Linked DNA regions of Homo sapiens: region 2 is linked to region 1. A link is a contact called in ENCODE Hi-C or POLR2A ChIA-PET data. All regions are on one chromosome and are shown on one strand. The core of a region is the stretch at or near the end of the contact, and the rest is flanking DNA. Distances in the headings are between cores, read along the strand shown.

Region 1 (2,800 bases), core at 190-2,689:
AACCCACTCTCGCAATAACTAATCCACTCCTGCAATAACAATATTAAGCCATTCATGAGGATAGAGCCCTCCTGACCTAATTACCTCCTGTGAGGCCCCACCTTCCAAGACTGTTGCATTGAGATTACATTTCCAACACATGAACTTTTGGGGGACACGTTCAAACCGTAGCATTTGTCTAGCAACTTCCTAATGTTCACAACTCAGATCCTGCCTCCTAGATTTCCCTCTGCACTCCCATGCTATTTTTTGAAACCTATAATTCCATCGCTAAAACCAAGTCAAAGACAACCATACCTTTGTTTCCTCATCTGCAGGAGGTGATAACCGATAGTATTCATAGAGGCAAAATAAATTAATGCCATGTAAGAACAGCATGTAAACCATAGTATCATAAAAGTATTCACTATCATTATTCAAGTAATTTTCACATAGTAGGTCACCAATATCGGATCATTGAATAAAACATATACCTTGTTCAATAGATATATCAGAATTTATACATCCAAAGGTTTGTTAGCCTCTTTCATAAAATGAGCTACAATCTCACTTCATAAGTTAAAAATAAACATTCATTGAATCTAAGCTACAGCTTTATGCATTGAAAACATTACCAACTTATTTACATAGCACATTAAAATTTTACAAAGCACATTTACAGGGAGAGAATTAATTTAATTTTCTTCCACACTATGTGATACAGCTCTAGTGCCAATCATAAATGACAAACCCTTAATACATTTGCCCATCTGGGCTCCTCTTTCCAAAGTACCTAAGTATCTAGTGAGGTGCAGTGGCTCATGCCTATAAATCCCAACATTTTGGGAGACCGAGGCAGAAGGATCATTTGAGCCCAGTAGTTCAAGACCAGCCTGGGCAACATAGGGAGACTCCCATCTCTACAAAAAATTAAAAAATTAGCCAGGCATGGTAGCACATGCTTGTGCTTCCAGCTACTCGGGAAGCTGAGGTAGGAGGATTGCTTGAGCCCAAGAGGCCAGGAGGTTGAGGCTGCAATGAGCCATGATCATGCCACTGCACTCAGTTTAGGAAACAGAGAGAGACCTTGTCTAAAAAAAAAAAAAAAACAAAAACAAAAACAAAAAAAACAGTTCTAAGTTGTAGTTGAAATCTGCAGTAACTGTTTAATCAATGAGCTTCTAATGGTCTTTTTATTATGATTATCAAATGTCTATGCAAACATTTCTTCCTCTGAACTTCACCCTCCTGAAAAGGGGCAACTGTGAATGACTATTCCCTTTCTATACCAGTTCCAATAGCACAGTGGAGAGGGGAGGGAAAAATAAACACACACATTTCTAACTTTCCAGCCTACTGACTGGTCTGCCCTTTCCCCTGGCCAACATCCTCAAAAATATGATAATGAAGTGGTTTGTGTGATTGTGAAAGAGTGTGTGCGTTTCCCTGGGCTGGAGCCAAGGGAGAGAAAGAAGGTATCCAAACACAGCTGCAGTTACCTCTCCCCGCTCAGTCATTTCAGGGAAATGGACTCAGCATATCTGGAAGGAGGTCAACTGGGGGACAAAATAAAAGGCTCTCTTGGTTGGTTGGTTCTGCACAGATCCTGAAAGCAGGCTTCAGGCCTATACTATAACAATCCCTCTGACTTTGGCAATAAAATGAAGGAGAAACATCACAGAAAATACCAAAGGAAGAACCAGTCAAATCCCATTATCACAAACTCCCAGAAATTTGTTTAATTATTTTAATATTTTCAATATAGCTGACTGGAGTGAACATTAGTTAACATGAGTAAGTGATAAATTGGATCTAAATTGTCATTTGTATCTATAGAGATGTTGCTATAAAGAAGTATGTCCAAGTTAGATTTTCACCTAGGCAGGTTGGGAAAAAAAAGATGAAAAAATATGTGCATTCTAACTATTTTCTACAAACTATATACATAGTAGATTATTCCATTGTTGACACTTCTGAATCATATGGCCATGGAAATTAAGGGGATCCCTTAATTGAACCCCTCAATTGAAAGAGGAGCAAACTAAAGCACAGAGTACATTGTCCATATAAACAACCACTTAGGGCTGCCATCTTCAATGGGAAGGTCTCTCTCAAGTTATAGACTGAAATCTAAGTCTGGCCCAGCATTCACTGGGCACCTTATTTTCTACCTACATTTTCATAAGATGTATCACAAACTTCAGCAATTATTTGTTGTGTACTATCTGCTATATATTTATGCAAGTTAACATTGAAATAATAAAATGAGAAGCCATTAGACAGGAACCCTGGGTTCCTACCTAAGGAAACTAAAACCTAGCTCAGCCTCATTTCATGCAAGAGGCTAATTTAAAAGAAATGAAACTTAAGCTCAACCAATCACATAGCCAACTGGGCATTGATTATTGTCTTGAACTTCCCACCAAGATAGTCCAAATAGGGCAATTTTCCAAACTTCAACCAATCAAATAATTTCTTTGCTCTGCTTTCTCATTCACCCTGTAAAAGCTTTTCCATCAACCACCTCTGCTGAAGCCCTGAACCACTTCCAGTCTAGAGCTGTCCAATTCATGAATTGCTGTCTGCCCAAATAAACTCTTTAAAGGTTTAATCTGCTAAAGTTTCTCTTTTAACATTAATCTTCTATTTAACATTACTATAAACTCCTTGAAGGCTACCACTATGGCAAAATGATTCTGAATCCTCCTGCTCCTGACACCTCCTGGGAACAGTGCTGAAAATCCAACATTGACTAAACCCCTTTCATTGGCAAATAGGCCCAGAGGGGCCAAGATGAGGGAGACAGACTCAAAAAAGCTCT
Region 2 (2,800 bases), core at 132-2,631, 170 kb after region 1:
CTCTGCCCTTCCTCAGAAGAACGTGGCTTACTGGAAGCCAAATTCTTACAAGGAGTACATCAAAGAAGAAATCTATTTCCTTGGGTTTTTAAAATTATTATTTTGTTTCTCATTACACAGACAGCATTAACGGAACACCAAGGAAGAGAAAAAAGAGTTACCACCCATAATCCTGCCATCCGATGAATATTTCTTGTTTTGTTTTGTTTTGTTTTTGTTTTGTTTTGTTTTTTGAGATGGAGTTTTGCTCTGTCACCCAGGCTGGAATGCAATGGTGTGATCTTGGCTCACTGCAACCTCCGCCTCCCAGGTTCAAGCAATTCTCCTGCCTCAGCCTCCCGAGAAGCTGGGATTACAGGCACGCACCACCATTCCTGGCTAATTTTTGTATTTTTGGTAGAGATGGGGTTTCACCGTGTTGGCCAGGCTGGTCTCAAACTCCTGACCTCGGGTGATCCATCTGCCTCGGCCTCCCAAAGTGCTGGCATTACAGGCGTGAGCCACCATGCCTGACCCCAGTGAACATTTCTATTTGCCTGTAAGCATCCGTTGTTTTTCCAAAAATAAAATTGCACCAGGTGATTGTATCAATATGTATTTAACTTGCATCCTGTTGGGCCATGAGACTTTAAAAGATGGTACAGGCCAGGCGCAGTGGCTCACACCTGTAATCTCGGCACTTTGGGAGGCCAAGGCAGGAGGATCGCTTGAAACCAGGAGTTTGAGACCAAGCAACATAGCGAAACCCCATCTCTACAAAAAATACAAAAATTAGCCTGGCTTGGTGGCACATGTCTGTGGCCCCAGCTACATGGGAGGTTGAGACTGGACGATCATTTGAGCCCAGGAGGTCAGGGCTGCACTGAGCCATGATGGTGCCACTGCACTCCAACCTCAGTGACAGAGTGCAACCCTTACTTCAAAATAAATCAATAAATAGCCCAGGCTCTGCAGTCAAACTGGGTCTGAATACAAGTTCTGCCATTATTGGTCTAGGAAACTGAGGCTGGTTATTCTCTGTCTCTGGGCCTCCAATTTTATCTGTATATAAAAATGAGAATGATGCTAGCACTTCCTTCAAAGGGTTATTGTGAGAAGTAAATGAGACAGTGCATGAAAAATCCTTAGTGTCACACTTGGCCCATCATAACCACTCAATAGATGTTGACTGTTTTATTATTTATAATAAATTCATCTTTAGCTAATACCATTATGCAAGAAGATAAAAGGAAACCCTTCCATTTCCTGAACAGGGGTGAGACCTGACCTGCAATTTTGCTCATAGTTATGCAATTTCCCCACCCATCTCTTTTCTTTGCAGACACAGGGTTCATAGCCACAGCAGGTGACGGTGCAGGGCCCTGAGCTCTGATCTTGCGTAACAGAAATAGAGTCTGCTCTTGACCTGGTCACCCAGAACCACAGCATTGAGAAAGAAAACTTAGACATCCAGCTATGTCCAACTGCCACATTGAGTCAAAAGGAAACTGAGGCCTTGAGAAAGGAGATTTGCCTGAGGAAAGGGCTCAACCACAGTCTCCCAACCCATTTGCCTTTGTTCATTGCTTGGGTGCCACTGCAAGTCTGGCCCTGTTTACAGCACATTGCAGCTTTCTACAGGAATTCATCCCATTAACTTCACTTCTCAGCCCTGAAGCCTTCCTCGGTCTCCTTGCTCCTGTGCTTCTGTGGTGAGGTCACCTTTTCTGGAAATCCCTGTGATTTCTTTCCACAAGCCCTCAGCTATGCATGTGGCAATGAGGTCAGCTGAAACTAATGATGACGTGTTACGTAGAAATAAGTAAAATCTTAGATTGAGCTCAGACAAAACCACATTAAAATCTCAAATGTCATTTTCTTACACTTCAAAAATAAAATGTCAGGACCATAAGGCTCTTCTCTATTCTCTTCTCCTTTGTCTTTCAGTTGCTTTTTGTATCTGAGTGTATTTAATTGTGCATTTCTTTCCTCTGGCACTAGAAGGACCCAAATTTTTCTAATAGATCATTTCGCGGTAGTTACAATCTGACCTAAAACAGGAAATACTCAGTAGTTCACAGTAAGGAAATCTATTCTCAAGAAGAAACTCGTAACCTATCAAGGGGTTTTATTGAAGCATGAATAAGCATTTGAATTTCAGTTTATCTACAAATCTATCACTACTGTTAACCAAAACAAAACAAGTTTTCAGTAAAAATTGTCACCTGAAGTAATCTTTATAAAAGCTTGAAAAATGGACTGGCCTCAGCCCAGTTGACCAGCTTTACTCCATAGGTGTTTGTAGCTTTGCTTGTACACGTAGTGTGTTAAAGTAATACGCTTTAGGCTCTGTCCATTTTTGACAGAAGGACCCCAAACTATGTGAATATAAATTTTTTTAGTAGTTTAAAGAAAACTAGCTTCAGAAGTTCTCAATATCCTGCATCCACTAACTCAAATTATCTTAGTTGGGTGTTGCCAAGTAGAAAGAAATGAATAAAAATGATGCACAATTAACCCAGCTTTACTATAAAAATGCCTCAAAAACGGCACAGTTCTCTTGAATAGTTCTCTTGAAGAGGCTCACGGTACACTACAGCTCAATCTGAAGCGCATTTCCACAAGTATCAAATTAGTGTTCATTAAGGTAATAAGATGTTTACTGGGTTGACTTTTGTTCTTTTTATAACAGTGTTGGGTTTGTAGGAAAATCTTATTTCTCATACTCACTCTTAGGAAGACTCATTCCTTTTTTTCCTCTCCACGTGCCCCATATTTTTTATTATGCAGACTCATCTACCTATTACCATTCTCAACTCAT

The links. A loop is a pair of places that touch in the nucleus more often than their neighbours do. ChIA-PET counts read pairs that join two places held with the same protein, here RNA polymerase II (POLR2A). Pooled maps may share reads with other maps.
Region 2: a loop to region 1 is called in a map of PC-9, with 6 times the contacts of the local background. The contact joins two enhancer-like sites. A Hi-C loop is called at or near these places in 2 of 168 maps with a recorded cell type or tissue (CD14-positive monocyte and PC-9), 1 of 37 single-sample maps with no recorded cell type and 4 of 50 pooled maps. POLR2A ChIA-PET finds 5 or more read pairs at or near these places in 4 of 52 experiments (CD8-positive, alpha-beta memory T cell, MCF 10A, OCI-LY7 and 1 more).

What each region holds. Positions count from the first base shown.
Region 1 is chr3:177,613,835-177,616,634 of GRCh38, reverse strand. The region is part of intron 2 of LINC00578 (long intergenic non-protein coding RNA 578); the gene reads right to left. Among named protein-coding and RNA genes, the nearest start is that of LINC00578, 170 kb to the right of the region's middle. Within about 2 kb of position 1,439, at least 9 of the 41 ENCODE cell types and tissues checked have a DNase peak (open chromatin) inside an H3K27ac peak, as active enhancers do; they include CD14-positive monocyte and PC-9, where a contact is called at or near this core.
Region 2 is chr3:177,448,397-177,451,196 of GRCh38, reverse strand. The region is part of intron 1 of LINC00578 (long intergenic non-protein coding RNA 578); the gene reads right to left. Among named protein-coding and RNA genes, the nearest start is that of LINC00578, 7.9 kb to the right of the region's middle. Within about 2 kb of position 1,381, at least 14 of the 41 ENCODE cell types and tissues checked have a DNase peak (open chromatin) inside an H3K27ac peak, as active enhancers do; they include CD14-positive monocyte and PC-9, where a contact is called at or near this core.